Regions from separate parts of the Mus musculus genome. Here region 1 is linked to region 2. Evidence: chromatin loops called from intact Hi-C (ENCODE). Cell type or tissue: left cerebral cortex. All regions are shown on one strand. Links, peaks and the distances in the headings refer to the core of each region. The heading gives the core; the rest is flanking DNA. Region 1 holds the start of Acp7 (acid phosphatase 7, tartrate resistant). Region 2 holds the start of Mir7049 (microRNA 7049).

The links. Hi-C counts contacts between places; a loop is a spot of excess contacts. Peaks named below come from ENCODE experiments on the same cell type or tissue, not always from the same donor. Only the 100,000 strongest peaks of a DNase experiment are listed, where the experiment ranks them.
Region 1: a loop joins it to region 2, with 6 times the contacts of the local background. A loop is called at or near these places in 2 of 42 quality-filtered maps.

What each region holds. Positions count from the first base shown.
Region 1 is chr7:28,630,498-28,638,824 of GRCm38, forward strand. It overlaps Acp7 (acid phosphatase 7, tartrate resistant), which reads right to left and starts at 416. Exons shown (of 13, transcript NM_175319.5): 1 at 347-416. In left cerebral cortex, for the core only: no CTCF peak of the experiment used is centred there; DNase peaks (open chromatin) are centred at 4,966 and 7,246; H3K4me3 peaks cover 9 bases.
Region 2 is chr7:28,560,344-28,568,670 of GRCm38, forward strand. Pak4 (p21 (RAC1) activated kinase 4) reads right to left here. Exons shown (of 10, transcript NM_027470.3): 3 at 7,691-7,955; 4 at 4,470-4,928; 5 at 3,863-4,303; 6 at 2,605-2,738; 7 at 2,195-2,321; 8 at 456-581. The coding sequence starts at 7,894. Mir7049 (microRNA 7049) reads right to left here and starts at 641; the gene lies at 582-641. In left cerebral cortex, for the core only: a CTCF peak has its summit at 8,070 (motif pointing right); DNase peaks (open chromatin) are centred at 817 and 8,084.

The sequences.
Region 1 (8,327 bases), core at 204-8,203, 70 kb after region 2:
CACGGTCCTCTCGGCCACCGATGCGCTGCAGTATTTATGAGCTTGCAGGGACACAGGCTCCCGCCGCCCACAGGTGTCCCAGCCCCGGAAGAGCCGGCTGCTTCAGGTGACGGGCTCCCCAGACAGCCCGAGCCCCGTGTCCCACAGGTCCGGCCGGTCCCTGGCGCCCCACGCCCACCCTCACGCCCCCCTCAGGGTGGGGCGCAGAAAGAGGGGACCCAGAAAAGCATGGGACGCCGCCACCTCCGAGCCAGACAGCAGGTTAGCGCCGGGACAGGTAAGGCTGCCCTGTCCCCAGGCGTCCCACCGCCCCAGCTGCGGAGACCCCCTGGTGACAGAAACCCACCCTCAGTCCCAAGGGAGGCCGCGATCCTGGGATTCCCATCCATCTCCGTTGAGCCCTCAGCATCTTCCTCTCAGCTCCTTCCTGCTTCCCAGAGCCGGGACTCTCCCTCAGACCCCCGCAGGGTATCCTGGAAAACACAAACTCCAAAGGCCCTGGTGACAATGGTGTTTGTGAGCCCGGTGCCCTAGGCGCAGTTGCTCAATCTCGCTACAGCCTGTTTTCTCACCTGTAAAAAAGGAGGAGATGGCTGGCACATACCCCGGTGTGCTACCCTAAGAACCGAGTTCAAGTCCAGAGCCGCCCCCACCCCCCCCACACCCCTGTCAAGGTGGGAACAAGTGGAATTTGAGCTGTCTAGATGCTGAAGAGGCCTTCAGCAAAGTGCGCTTAGGGTTTCCCAGATCCACAGCAGACACGTTCTTGGGGGAAGAGAGGTTTTCTGTCTTACACGCATTTTCTGTGCGATGACTCTGCAGTTTAGCTTTGTAAGCAGTTCTAGGTCTTTGGAGGTGGAGCTTGTGGAGTCTGACTTCGGGGCGGGAGTCCCCGGTCTTTAGGATTTTTGAACTCCCTACCCCTTTTCATTACAGCTTAAAATGTAATAATAATAATAATAATAATAATAATAATAATAATAATAATAATTGATAAATCACTCGGATCTGGGGCTAGTGTTGCACGCCCTTTATCTCCTGCACACCGGAGGCAGAGGGTCCTTATGAGTTCAAAGCCAGCTAGCCTGTTCTGCGATGAGTTCCAGGGCTACACAGTAACGAGTGTGAGCCTGTCTCAAAGATAAAATAATCACTTGGTCGTAGTGGTACACCCCTTAATCCCAATCTGTAGGAGGCTGGACCAGGAGGCCAGGAACCTGAGGCCAGCTAGGCTCCCTAACAAGACCCTATCTTAAAGCAGAACGCCACAAACAACTCTCTTTATCAATTTCAGCTCTGGCTCACCGCTACTCTAGCAGCCACAATCAAAACCTCTTCTTGTTATTTTTCTTGGTGGCCTTCCAGAATGGAAGCATCTTAGCCGGGTTTTATGCAAAGGATGCCTACTGCAAACCTAACGTGACTCCTGGCTGCTCCTGTTTTTATGCCACCAAGTTATGGACAGCCAAATATTTTTAAAGCAAGTGTGTCATACGGAAACACATGTGCTTTCTCATTTGTTTATTTGAAAACAGGATTTTATGTAATCCGGACTAGACTGGAACTCACTTACTCCATAGCTGAGGCTAGCCTGGAACTCCTGATCTTGTTTTGTTTTGTTTTGTTTTGTTTTGTTTTGTTTTGTTTTGTTTTGTTTTGTTTTGTTTTGTTTTTCAAGACAGGGTTTCTCTATATAGCCCTGGCTGTCCTGGAACTCACTCTATAGACCAGGCTGGCCTCGAACTCAGAAATTCGCCTGTCTCTGCCTCCCAAGTGCTGGGATTAAAGGCATGAGCCACCACTGCCCAGCACTCCTGATCTTCTAGACTCAGCCTATCAAATGCAAGGATTACAGGCGCGTGCCACAGTGCCTGACTTGTTGGTTTGTTTGTTTTAAATTCTTTATTAGATCTATTTATTTGTATATCTGTGAATTTGTTTGTATTTTGGTGGGTCCGAGTAGAGGGGGGGGGCGTTAAATTGAGAGGTCTTGAAATGTAGTCCAGGCTGGACTGGAATTTACTATGTATCCCAGGCTAGCCTCCAGCCTTTTCTGCAGTCCGTCTATTCCTGTGTGCTGGGACTGCAGTCACCAGCACAGCAGGCCATGCTGACTCCTTAGTTCATTAAACGTCAAGTCTAGCATCAGATCCAAAAGAACAGTTAACCTGGAAGCTTTGCTTTCCACTTTGTGGGGGGTTTTTCCCCCTCAGAGGAAAGCCTTATTAGGAAAGTTCTGGCACCTCAGCAGCACAGGCAGCTGGGAGAAGCAGACCTTTCAGTTCTAAGTGGCAGCTTCATTAGGAGAGATGACTGACAGGTAGCAGGGTCCTGGCAGGGATTGGCTTCTCCTGGTCTAGAGCTGTTGGTAAATGCTTTGGGTCCCCGGCAGGACTGTAGTGGGATTTGGAAGCATGCTGTGGGGTTCCTGGGACCAGGCCCTGGTCAGGCAATCACTTCCTGCTGCCCTCCTTGGGGTAGAAGGATGTGCTGAATTCTGTGCTGTGTCTGTCCTCCTGAGCTCCACTAAGCCCTGCTCTGCAGGTCGAGGCACTTGCTGCCAAGCCGAGTTCCATCCCCAAGGCCCCCAAGGTGGAAGGAGAAAACGGACTCCTCTGGCCTCCATGGGCATACACTGTGGCACTCACACACCCACAGTCACACGCAGCCCCACCAAATAAATAAACAAACAAACATGGCTTAAAAATTTAAAAGAAACCACATATGTGGAGATGGGTCTGGTGATATAATCCCAACATTTGGAAGTCTGAGGCAGGAGGACTGCTGCTATTAATAGCTCAAGGTCAGGTTTGGCAACCTAGTAAGGTCTAGGTCACTCTAGGCTAGAGTCTCAAAGGACAAAAGTAAAGGAAGGAAGGAAGGAAGGAAGGAAGGAAGGACGGACGGAAGGAAGCTGGGTGTGGTGGTACACCCTTGTAACCCCAGCACCTGGGAAGTGGAAAGAGGAAGATTAGTTCAAAATAATCTCAGCTATATATACTGAGTTTGAGAAGAGACTGGACTCTATGAGATCCTGGAAAAAAAAGAAAGAAAGAAAGAAAGAAAGAAAGAAAGAAAGAAAGAAAGAAAAAAAGAAAGAAAGAAAGAAAGAGGGAAGGAGAGAGGAGGAGGCTGCTGTGCTGGGTGAGGTCTCAGAGCCTGTGGAGCTGAAATCTTTAGGTTGAGCACAGAGCATCTACTGTGGGCCCAGCTGTCCTGTGTTGAAATCTAGCTAGTGCATCAACCATTGGCAAATCATTTGGCCTCACTGTGCCTCAGTTTCCCCATCTGTTAAAGGGGGTGACAATAGTAAGTACCTGGGGTTGTCGCGGAGGATCAAATTAGATCAGATAGGAACCACTTAGAACCATGCCTGGCGCAGAGCATGTGTCCTACAGAAAGACCCGTCCAATTACCATGATACCCAAGATATGTACAGTCTGGAAGATAAGAGGTAATAATGGGTCTGCTTTCCTAAGTCGTTTTAAAATCCTAATGAGCTGGGCGGTGGTGGCGCACGCCTTTAATCCCAGCACTTGGGAGGCAGAGACAGGCGAATTTCTGAGTTCGAGGCCAGCCTGGTCTACGGAGTGAGTTCCAGGACAGCCAGGGCTATACAGAGAAACCCTGTCTTGAAAAACAAACAAACAAACAAACAAACAAACAATCCTAATGAACTATTTCATCATAAAAAGAAAATCCCATGAAAACCACAGAGGGCTTTACTTAACCAGTGTAGGTCATACCTGTGAACTCATTGCCCTCTGGGGGGGGGGGGAGTCGGATCTTACCAGCTTCCTTCTCCACACGCCCTCCCTGGCACCACGTCTTTCTCTGCACAAAGGAAGTCACTGTACTGACTTTGGCCAGCCCTTGACGTTACTACATGAAGATATCTCCTTGGACACAATGGTTTCATTTTGCCTCTCTGTGCATGTGACTCTAGTAGAGGAATGTTATATGAACTCCTGTGCCTGATATCCCTCTCAGAGTGATCATTGTGAAATTTATCTGGCCTGGGCAGAGAGATGCAATCCATTCCTTCTCTTTGCCAAGGAGTACCCCATTGTATGAGCGCACCACTGTTTAGCTGCCAGTAAAAATGGGAGTTTATACATTCAAGACTTTGGCTCTTACAAGTAGGACTGCTTTGAACATTCTTGTTTATGTTTTGTAGGTGAACATTTATACACATTTCTTTTAGGTATAGAGCAAAGAGAATGTCTGGCTTGTAAATATAGGTATACTATGTATGTGTGTATGTATATGTATAATGTATATGACATATATGCATATGCATGTGTGCAAATGTCTGTGTATGTAAATGTATAATGTATATGATGTATATACATATGTGTGTATGCATATGTGCATATACATATGTGTATAATGTATATGATGCATATGTATATACATATGCACATGAATTTACATGTGTATATGTATAAATATATGATGTATATGTATGTGTATGTGTGTGCATGTGTATGAGTATAATGTATGTGATGTATATGTATGTGTGTATATGTATATGTATATATACATATATATATACATATGTATAATGTATATGGTATATGTGTATATGTGTAATGTATATGATGTGTGTATGTATATATGCATATGTATAATGTATATGATATGTGTGTATATGTGTAATATATATGATGTATGTGTGTGTATATACATCTGTGTGTCTTTTTTTTTTTTTTTTTTTTTTGGTTTGTTTGTTTGTTTGTTTCAAGACAGGGTTTCTCTGTGTAGCCCTGGCTGTCCTGGAACTCACTCTGTAGACCAGGCTGGCCTCAAACTCAGAAATCTGCCTGCCTCTGCCTCCCAAGTGCTGGGATTAAAGGCATGTGCCACCACTCCCGGCCATCTGTGTGTCTTTATGTTACATCAGTACTAACAGAAGTTTTCCCAAAGCAGTTGCAGTCACTTCTTCACTTCCTACCATTCATGTGGGAACATTTCCATTGCTCCAGATCCTTGCCAACACTTGGCATTGTCAGGCAATTTATTTTTAGTCATTCTGTTGGGTGTGTAGTAGTAGCTCTTGGAGCTTTGATTTGCATTTCCCTGATGAGCAATCCAATTAGAGACCCCTCCCCTTTTTTTTTTTAACCCGTTTGTCCTTTTTTGTGATGTACCTATTCAAATGCCTTATCCGGTTTTCTATCGGATTATTCATTTTTAAATTGATTTGCTTTTCTGATACCTGAACAGAGCCAGCTGTCAGTTTTATGTACTACAAACCTGCTCAGTCAGGTATTGGTGGCACAACCTTTAATCCCAGCACTCCAGAGACAGAGGCAGGTGGGTCTCTGTGAGTTCAGGGCCAGCCTGGTCTACAGAGTGAGTTCCAAGATAGCTACAAAAACCTAAAACCAACCAACCATCCATAGGAAAATGGTTTGTTTCCCACTCTCTCGATGTTTGTATTTGTGTGTGTGTGTGTGTGTGTGTGTGTACATTTGTGAGTGTGCTCAAGTGACATGGAGTGTATGTAGAGATTACAGGACAACTTGCAGAAGAAGCCAGTTCTCTTCTTTACTATATGGTTTCTGGGGATCAATTTGGGTCATCAAACTGGGTGGCAAGCAACTTTACCCACTGAGCCATCTCATCCATCCTTAATGGAATCTTTCTTAGTGACAAAAATTATTTTAATGCAGTCTTTTTTTGCATTATGAATAATGTTTCCTTTTAAAGCAACAATCGTTTTTTGGAGGAAGGAGGCTCCTTTTGAGATGAATCTTTATAGTTTAGGCTAGCCTCAGACTTGATATGTAGCTGAAGAGGACCTTGTACCTCTTTTTTTTTTTTTTTTTTTTTTTTTGAGACAGGGTTTCTGTTTGTAGCCCTGGCTGTCCTGGTACTCACTTTATAGACCAGGCTGGCCTCAAACTCAGAGATCTGTCTGTCTTTGCCTCCTGAGGGCTAGGAAGGACTAAAGGCATGTGCCACCCCCACGCCCTCAAATGGTCTCCACCTTATAAGTATTGGTATTACAGGTGTGCACCACCATGCCTGGCCAACAATATTATTTCAGAAATATTTCTGCCCAGACGTGGTGGTGCACACACCTTTAATCTCAGCACTCAGAAGGCAGATGGATCTCTGTGGAGTCAATCCAGTCTACATAATGAGTTAGTATCAGGCCAGCCAGAGCTATGTAGTAAAACCTTGAGAGAGAGAGAGAGAGAGAGAGACAGAACACAAGAGAAAAGGACAGACACACACACACACACAAAAGGAAGGAAGGAAAGAAGGAAGGAAGGAAGGGAGGGAGGGAGGCAGGAAGGAAGAAAGAAGGAAAGAAAGAAAGAGATGGAAAAGAGAAGAGAAGAGAAGAGAAGAGAAGAGAAGAGAAGAGAAGAGAAGAGAAGAGAAGAGAAGAGAAGAGAAGAGAAGAGATTGTTTCTGACTGAGTCTGATGCACGCCTTTGATTCCAGCCCTCCAGAGGCAGAAATGGGTGGGTCTCTGTGAGTTCAAAGCCAATTTGGTCTACATGGTGAGTTCTAGGCCAGCCTGGAATATGCAGTGAACCCTGTCATAAAACAAACCAGACTCTTTGCCGAGGTGAGCCTGGTGGTCCAGGTCTCAGCTACTTGTCAGGTGGAGACATGAAGGTCAAACATCCCATGCCTAAGTGGGCCACAGAGCGTCCACGGCCAGTCTGGGCAACTTAGCAAGACCTCAGAATTAATGAAAAAAGGGGGGGATTCTAGGAATTAAATAAAAATTAAGTTACATTTAAATTAAAAGGCTGGGGATTATAGTTCAAGGATAGATGAATTGGCTAGCATGCACAAGGTTGGCTCGGTGGGAAGAAGGAGGGGGAAGTGCTGGGGGTGGGGGTGGGGCGTCTGTGCTTCTGCTCTTTTAAGTTGTTTACCCACAGCTTTATCGATTTGCATCTTGTTCAGGCCATCTGTCCAGAGTTGATCTGTGGGTGGCATATGAGACAGATTTTAATTTTATCAGCGTGACAGAGTGTGATGCATGTAGCTAATAAAGTGATAATAAATGAGACACTTTTTAAAAAAAAGAGCTTCCTCTTCAATTGTATTCATTTGCGTGTATGCCTCCATGCGGGTCCTGCCTCCTGTGGCAGTCTGATGCTTCAGCCGCCCTGTCCTGCCTGACACCCAGTTTACTGTGAACACCAGCCGTCCCTGGAGCTTCTGGGTGATTTTCCTGGCTCCACCTTCCACCTCGCCCTGGGAGTGCTGGCATTACAGATTCCAGAACATCGGGCTTTTGACAGGATTCCAGGAACAGAGACTCAGGTCACAGGGTTTGCACATCAAACCCTTTTCCCACTGACCTGTCTCCTAAGACTTCCTTTTTTAAAAACAAACATTCTTCCGTTATGAACACAGTACTGTTCCAACGTAGAAGAGATAGGAAGAATTGGGGAAGGTTGATGGCTCAGGAAAATTGGCAGCTCTGGTCTTGCTTTGCTGTCCCTTGGCTGGGTGACCTATCTTCTCTAAGGCTCAGTGTCCTGGTGTCCTGCCTGGGAAGAGCAGGGCCTCCCTGCATAGGACTCAGAAACATACTTCCCATGTAGCTAACACGGGGTGGGGCACAAAGAAGGAGCTTGGTGAATAATAGCTGTAATTATTCCCAAATTTCATTTAATCCCTCTGCATTCATCAAGAACACGAACACACTTTGGGTTAGTCCTTGATCATGTGATGTGGGTTTGTTGTTGTTTGTTTGTTTGTTTTTGTTGGACTCTCTTCTAAGCTGCCCCCAAAGCCCATTTGCTCTTTTCCCACTCGGAGAAGAAGGTAGCGCACACAGTTGGAAAGTCAGGGCTTTATAGGCGAATGATCCAGGTTCAAAGTCCAACTCCAAATATTTAGCAGTTCCTTTGCCTGTCTGTGCCTCAGGTTCCTTACCTGTAAAATTAGGGATACTCACGCAGCTGCAGCCATACTTTGGATTTGACGTATTTTAGAGAGCTGAAGGGAGGGTGGATGAGTGAATAAATCAAGAAAAACCAGCTAAAATTCGTGCTTGGTATGAGTCTTCGAAATCGTTTCTTTGTTGTGGTACTGGCAAAGAAACCAGGCCCTTGAACAAATTAGACAACTGTTCTACCACTGAGTTACATCTCAGCCCCTCACTGGGGGATCCTAGGCAGGGGCTCTACCACTGAGCCACGCCCCCAGCCCCTCACTGGGGGATTCTAGGCAGGGGCTCTACCACTGAGCCACGCCCCCAGCCCCTCACTGAGGGATTCTAGGCAGGGGCTCTACCACTGAGCCACACCCCCAGCCCCTCACTGGGGGATTCTAGGAAGGGGCTCTACCAC
Region 2 (8,327 bases), core at 137-8,136:
CGCGGCCTCTGTTGGCCTCCACCTTGTCTCTAGTCCTGAGCCCACAGCCTGTGGATAGTGGAAGCCTGCCTAGCCTAGATCCTCAGGTCTAGGCAACAGCAGCTGCCACAGACCGCTAATGAGTCGAGGCCTGACTCCTGTCGGTTACAAGCCATCCTAAGTAAGACCCAAGAGAGTGAGTCTTAAGCTAGCCTCACTCCTGTGGAACCCCGCTCCAGCCTGCCCATGCCCTATGGGGATCAAGTTTGCTGACTTGGAAGAGCGCAGGGCTAAGTAGCTACAGCATCAAGTAGCAGGCTCCGGTGGCGACTACAGCCAGAATGACGATGCCACCCTTTCCCTAGCAGCACCTGCTCCCCTGTAGTCAGCCTGGCTTTCCCAACAGATAATGGAAGCCCTGGCCACCTTCCTGCAGGCCACTTGGGATTGGGTAGCTGGGTCCCTCTTGGGCTTACCTCTGGCCCATAGGGAAGGCGGGAGATGAGCTCCGGGGCCATCCAATACGGGGTGCCCACCAGCGACTTCCTCCGAGGCACCTCCTTGCTCACCTGGGCACAAAACCCGAAGTCGGACAGCTTCACCTGAGGCAGACAGGGGCTGCAGGTCAGAGGTGCCGCCTACCTGACTGCCTTCAGACACACGGGCTCCGCTGAGCAGCAGGGCTGAGGGCAGCTCTGCTCACTCCTGGCAGGGCCCTCGGGTATCTGGAGGCTCTGAGAGGATGTGGCTTAAGTCTTGCAGCTAGCAAAGGCTCAGCTGAGACTAAGACAAACTATGCTCTGAAAGCTGGGGCCTAGGGGAAACAAGCGCTCTCTATTCGTGGTTCAAGAGGAACACAGCCCAGCCTGTGTCTGTGAGAGAATGAACCTCTGCTACAACTAGTGTCCAGGACTTACACCCTTTTGGAGCCATGGGCCCTCTGGGTCTCTTCTGGACTCCAGAAATCATATCCTCTTAGACTATGGATACTTAGCTGACTCAACCACGGCCCCAGATTCAGAGTCAAGATCTCAGTCTAAAATGGGGAAGCCAGCACCCAGCTTCACACCACTGGGTCCAGACTTCTGGAGGGTTGGTCAAGCCTGTGCTCCAACCTGGCTTGCTAAAGGGAGGGAGGCATCCAGGATGGCACAAGGACCACAAGGGAAGCTGACACTTGTGTCCACAGCAAGTTTGGTCCAATGCCCGAGTGCCAGGGCAATGAGGCCTTTCTGAGTCCTGGTGGAAGATGGGGGAGAGATAGTGGAGCATGCTTGTGATCTCAGCTCTTAGGAGTCCAAGGGCAGCCTGGGCAGTGTAGCAAATACCAGGCCAGCCACGGACACACAGAAGGCAGTGCCTCATTTAAAAAAAAAAAAAAAAAAAAAAAAACTAAGTGTGGGACAGGTGGATCCCTGTGAGTTCAAGGCCAGCCTGGTCTACACACCAAGTTCCAGGTCAGCCAGGGGTACACAGTAAGACCCTGTTGTCAAAAAATAAAAACAGCCAGGCAGTGGTGGCACATGCCTTTAATTCCAGCACTTGGGAGGCAGAGGCAGGCAGATTTCTGAGTTTGATGCCAGCCTGGTCTACAGAGTGAGTTCCAGGACAGCTAGGGCTACACAGAGAAGCCATGTCTTAAAAAAAAAAAATTAATTAATTAATTAATTTAATTAAATTTTAAAAACCCAACAGGGCAGTAGGCCAGCCACCTGGCTGGGAAGCACGCAGCCCAGAGCTGTGGCTGCGGCCCAAGCCTTTCCTTGCTGGTCAGGTGTCCAGCTTCCAGCTCTATGAGGACAGTGCATTTCACTGATTGGGCCGCTACTCTGGGCCATTCTGTGAGGGACAGATCGCCAGCTGCTCCTCCAGTCACCAGAAGCTCATCTGCCACCGCCACCACAGCAAGGGTGAGGCGGGGACCCCAGCACTGGGCCTGACGGTTCATCCTGATCATAGCCAGAGAAGGCTGAGTGACGGGCTTGTCTGAGGCGTTTCCAGAGGACTAACAGGGACAGGAGCTGTTCCCGAATGTGGGTGCGAAGGGGAGCAGGCCCTCAGCTCAGGCTCTCTCCCATTTCCTGGCCCCCCAGAAGTGAGCTGCTTGGCTGCATTCTGCTCTATCATGATGGCCAAGAACAGTGCCACTCCCTCCCTCAAGCTGCCCCTTCAAAAGCACACAAAGCCGCACACATCCAGCCTCCCGCCCACTCACCCGGCCATCATGGGTCAGCAAGATAGAGTCACTCTTGATGTCACGGTGGATGACACCCTGGGCGTGGAGCACAGCCAGCGCCTGAAGCACAGCCAGGCACACGGCGGCGATCTGTTCCTCGTTCATCCTGCGCGGGCAGAGGAGCAACTGGGCACTCAGCGCTGCCTTGGGCATCCCACCCTGGGGTGAGAGTGGGCAGTGAAGAGGCCCCTACCCTGCTTTAGACAACAAGAGGTCACAAAGACCCGCCTCAACAGGGGTCAGGGAGCCACGATGCTATGACCCCCATCCTGTGTGCCTGGCCTCACTGCCCCACCCACACTCTGGAGGGCACTTGTCTATCACCAGAGCCTAAAGGGTCCCAGTTCCACCCCAGGGAGCACATGAGCCAGCAGGCTGCCCTATGGTACCTGGTGTGGGTGACAATATCCGTGAGGGCGCCGCCTTCCAGGAACTCCATGACGACCCAGAGTTCGTCACCCACCAGGTAGCTGTTGTACATCTCCACCACGTTCTCGTGCCGGTAGTCCCGCATGATCACCACCTGCACGGGGCAGATCAGCACTGGGACCTCAGGCACTGCCTCTACCCTTAGCCCTGGCATCAGCCAGCCTGCCTCCACCTTCCAGCAGGTTGTATGCCGGCAAACCAGCTCACTCCAGCTGTCCCCTTTTCCAAAGCCAAGAAGACCTGGAGGCCAGCCTGTGGGCGACTTCATTCTAGGGATACACCCTGGACACCATGCAGGTTCTCTAATCCTGACCAGTCCTGGCCGGTTTTTTAGTGGTCTGACTATCAGGGGGCATCTGGAGAAGTAAGGAGGACAGGAGGACAGGAAGGTATGAAGGAAAGCTAAAATAAAAGCTGTCTGTGTGTGTGTGTGTACATATGTGTGTGTGTGTGTACATATGCATGTGGTGCACATTAATGGAGCACTCCAGAGGGAGGACTGACTGACAAGGGAAAGAAAGGTCTAGGAGATGTGGCGGGAACACTGCCTACAGGGACGAGAGCAGGCTAAGTGTGAGGAGGAATTCTTGGTGTGGATGGAGCCCTGGGCTGTGGGCTGTGGAACAGGTGAGGGTAGGAAGTGTTAGGTGACAGGCAAGCAGACTGGACCTCAGGGGACTCTTGTAGCAGGGTTAGGAGGTACCTGTCACACCCACACACTTCAGAACTGCCTTTGTGATGGATGCCAAGGTTGACACCCAGAGCCAGAAACGGGGTCGAACCAAGTTCAAGTCCAAGTCTGGTTCTGAGCTATCTGGGACAGGATCTGATGGGCAAGGAGCTGAACTCTGACTTGAGGACATGGGAGACATTAGGAGGGTCTGTCAAGGCTGCAAAGGACTCCTTTCTCGGATGTGATACATGGAGTGCCCAGGGGAGGCCTGACAGAAAAGCTGGAGCCCAAGGGTGGGAGAAAGAGGCTTCACAGAAGAGGGACTGGAGGAAGGGGATCCTGGGCAGTGGTCTCGAGTGACGGATGACAGAGCATCCCAGAGACAGGAACCCTGAAGGAGAAGAGGTCTGGAGGAGAACACAGGCCCAGGACTAGTTGGAACAAAGTCATGGGCACTTGGGATGACAGGCACAGGCAGGAGTCTTAGCCTGGGACAGCTGTGAGGAGAGGAGGGCAGAGCATTGGGCTTCCCGGCCAGCACCCACCTCATTGAAGAGCAGTTCACGTCTTTGCTGCTTGCGCAAGTCCATCTTCTTGACGGCCACCAGTTTGCCTGAGCTGCGTACAGTGGCAATGCACACAATACCTGTAGAGCCCTCACCAATCTTGATGAAGTTGTCTAGATAGGAACGAGGGTCCCCTGGGTCCACCACCAGCTGCAGGGCAGCCCGGAACTGCTCATGGGACACTCGTTGGGGCTCCCGCTGTGGTGAGCGAGGCCCAGGGGGCCCAGGGGCAGGAGGTACAGCAGGGGCAGCAAGGGCACGTGCTGGGGGGGCCAACTGGGGCTCAGAGGCATGGGGACCCAGAACTCCTGGGCTGGGAGCACCACGGGCTCGGGTGGGAGGCCGGGAGGAGGAGGAAGACTGAGGAGCGGCCAGGCCTGTGGCTGAAGGCCCATTAGGGGCCATGGTATGTGGCTCCCCCTGCAACAGAAGAAAGAGGCGTTGTGAGTGGAGTCTGCATTAACTCTCACCATCCGGATGACCTGTGGTCAGGATGAGAAATGCGCTATGGACTGGAATAGGGGCGGGGGGGTGGGAGGGAAACAATGGAGTGGATACTGAGGTGCTAAAGTGGGGGATGGGTTACCTGGGCACCGCGGGGTGGGTGGTCCGTGTCAGCCCGTGGGTATGTGTTAAAGGGCCTGCCAGCTGCTAGTTTTGTCCCGCTGGTCAGACTGCCAGGCTGAGGAGTGCTGACATCAGGCCCAGAGAGTGGGCGCTTATCGCGGGAGGCCTCCTGGGGTCCTCCTGGACCATCCCTCGAAGATTTGGGCCTTTTCTCTGGCCCCACCCGCCGTCTGTCACCACTGCCACTGCCTGCCTCACTGTGGCCTGTGGCCCGGGCTCTGCTTCCAGCTTTGTCAGGGGCCATTCTGGCCGGGGCTGCCCGCTCCTCCAGCATTCCATTCTCCTGGTGGGCACGGGCAGGTGGTGGTGGACTCTCTCTGCGTAGGGAGTTGGAGCGCGTCACCGACATGTTCTCAAATTCGTCAAGCAGCAGAGTGAGAGCCCCATCCTTGGCACCTTTGCTGCCCCGAACGATGGTCTGGGGTCCAGGCAATGGCAGGGTAGGGCCAGGAAGGAGGGGACACAGGTCGTGCATCCGACACAGGAAAGACAATACAACACAGAAACAAGACAGAGACAGGTGAGGTGATAGCCTGTGATGATGGGTGGGAGCCCCAGGAGCTGCTGTCACGCCCACCACCCACTCTGGTGCTCCCCCAACAAGTGCCTCTTGACTTTCCTTGGCTCCCAGCCTGGCAGCAAGCTCTGCCCTGTGGACTAGGGTGAGGGAGGAGAACTCAGCCTATAATCAGCCCCCAAGAGCTGCAAATTACAGGCCGCTTGGCTCAGCACTTCCTCCCCTGCAGGCTGCCAGCATCATTAACCCTCAAACCACGCAGCTCTGATCCCCTAGGGCAGAGGATGTGGCGCAGAATAGAAAGCCCACAGCCTAAAGCTAGGAGGCTTGGGAGCTGTGTGGCAAGCGTCAACTGAAACATGCCCTGAACCACCAAGCCTCCACTCTCCCTGCCCCACTGAGGTGTGGTCTTCTTGGCTCCTCCTGAGCACTGGGCACATCAGGCGGTTCCTCCAATACACTGGATGTGTGTCCATCAGCTCTTTGCCCTGCCCTACATCTCCCAAATGTCTCCATGGCTGTCCCACTCCCCTCCCAGAGGTCTCTGATCAAAACCTCCTTCTCTGAGGACTTGCTAACCCCTAGTTTAAATGCCAGCCCACAAGTCTCCGGCTCTTTCCTTTTTTCTTCTAGAACAGTGGTTCTCAGCCTTTCTAATGCTGCGACCATTCCTCATGCTGTGATGACCCTAAACACAAAATTATTTCATTGCCACTTCATAACTGTGGTCTGCTACTGTTATGAATTGTAATGTAAATATCCACTATGTGGGTCGTGACCCACAGGTTGAGAACCAGGGTTGTAGGCCTGCTGCAGCGGACTAGGCTGTGAGCCCAGGATGCTGCTTTACCCTGTGGCCTTCCCGGGGCTGAGCACTTGTTCTACCATTCACAGCCTACCAGGTCTTGGACCTAGATCAGAGTCCACACCAAGAACAAGGTACTTTGCAAAAGAAGGAAGGAAGGGAGGAGGAAGGCAAGAAGGAGAGGTGGGGAGTTGCCTGGATAGTCTCTGAGGCTGAGTTTATACTGAGCTCCCGGGAACGACCTGGAGTCCATAAGGCTCCTAATGGCATGCTGTGGTCCCAGCCTCTTGTGGGCCCTGGCTGTCTGCCTGAAAGCCTGGCCTTGTCCAGGGAGTCAAGAAAGATGGATGTTAGGTTTCAAACCCAGGACAAATGGCTGAGGTGCCTATTTGACATATCAAAGCAGACCAGGCCTCTAGCATTTCCCAGCATCCCTCAGTCCCTACCTGTTACAGGGTCTTTCTTTCCGGCATCCACTGCTTCCCCCTGGACTGCCTTCCCCCAGCTGCCTTTCCCTATATAATCCAGCCATTTTGGCTGCGCTGACTCTGCTGCCTTTTACCCTCCTGGCCTCCTGGCTCTTCCCTCCCCCTCTCCTCACCTGGCTCAGAGTCATGTCCACTCTGGCCTCTTCCAGATGCCCCTGCCTCTGGCTGTGCTCTCCCTCATACCCACAATAACCTCCTCCACCACACCTAGGAGCAGGCATGTTTACCTTTTTCATTTCTTTTTTCCTTCAGGGGCTACCTGCCAGGCTCTGCTATTAGAACCTGAGTCAGTGGTCAGGAAGCTTGTCATCTAGGCAGTCCCAGCTAAGGTGCCTGCCTGCACGGGAATTAGGACAAGTGTCCTTCCCCTGGCAGGACTGTGGAAAGGTGTGGAAACACAAGGGTGCATAGAGCAGTGGTGAAATTTTGGGGACACACAATGTGTGAGAAATGACCACAAAGCTCATTGGGTCATGGGAGTGTTTAGGGTGGGTTGTCTGGGGACTATGGAGGGGCCTACTTCATAACCAGTTGCTACTGGCTTCCAGCTGGCCTGGGGCATGAAAAGCCCATACAGATTCAGATGACAAGAGGGGCTTTCTAGGCAACAGAGAGAAGTCAAAGCTCTCACATGACCCTACGGGGCCACAGAAATAACCAGAAAGAGCCCAGCCTCCACCCAAGCACCACGGCTGTGGGTGCCCTGATGACGCTGCCTCTCTCCTGCCAGACCCTGGCTGGTCACTGGGAGAGGATGAATCAGCTGCAGGGCCGGGTACCCAGCCTGCTGACCATAGGCACGCCCAACTCCACCAAGTGGGGACACGTCTGGCTGTACTCCTCTGGGTCCCACCACCCATGGCATGAGTCCAGCTGGGGCACTCTTACCACTAGGCCTGCAAGGCTGTAGTTCCTGCCTAGGCAGTGAGACCACAATTCTCACATTGTACACGGGGGCGGGGGAAGTGTGAGGATCTTGGATCTAAACCTCAAGTCTCACTCCAACTGACAATTTGCTCAGGATGATAAGACTGAATGGCTGCTGCCCTGCTCCCATCTGCCTCAGCTGCTCCTGGACCTTGGAATGCAGCTTAGGCATCCCCTAGCCAAGCCCGGATGTTGTCTGGGAGCACTCCCATGTTGTCTCCCATGTCATGAAGCACTGGGAGACCAAGGTTGAATGTGTAGTGTTGTGGTGTTGGGGCAGGAGTGGAAGTCAGAAGCTGACCTTCCAGGATTGTACTGGCAGGTGGAAGGCCGACCACTGGGCTACAGAGGTGGGAGGTTCTGCAAAGAAGCCAGGAGCAATTGAAGGGCTGGGCCATTCTGGCAGTATGGGCTGTGGGCTAAAGTGGTGTGGTGATGGCTACCTTGGGGGCTCCAGGCTGGATGGACGTGATGCAGGCAGGGTCGATCAGGGGCTTGGGTCTGCGTGCTGATTCCTCAATCAGGCTCTGCCACTGGCGGGGCAGCCCTGTGAACTTCTGCTCATGCTGATCAAAGCCTGTGTGTACACGGTGCTCGAAGTTGGATGGGGCTGAGATCTCCACCCGCTTCTTCTTCTTTCCAAACATGGTTCCAGGGCCTTAGCACAGAGTTTGTGAACAGTGGGGTGGCTTGAGTTCTTACAGGCACCTGTAGGAAGGAAGCACCAAGGGAGGTGGGATCAGTGGCAGGTCATCTGTCACTCAAACCTTCTCCAATTCTTTGCTTCTGCCCTGGCTGGTTCAGCAGATATCTCATATACCAGCAGGGGGCAGCAGACTCTTCCTGGGCCCTCTGAGCAGCTATTTTTGTGGGTTCCTCTTGAGCAACTAGAGGGTCAGCCCAGCTGTCCTCTCTTCAGAGCCACAGCTCCTTGTGGCCCATCACCTTCACAGCAGCTTTCATACTGCAGGGCCTTTGCACAGGCAGTTCCCCTTGCCTATCATCCCAGGAGCTCCCTCCCTCCCCTCCTCCAGTTCCCCTTCCTGTGTTTAACACAGCCTGCTGGCCATCACTTCACCT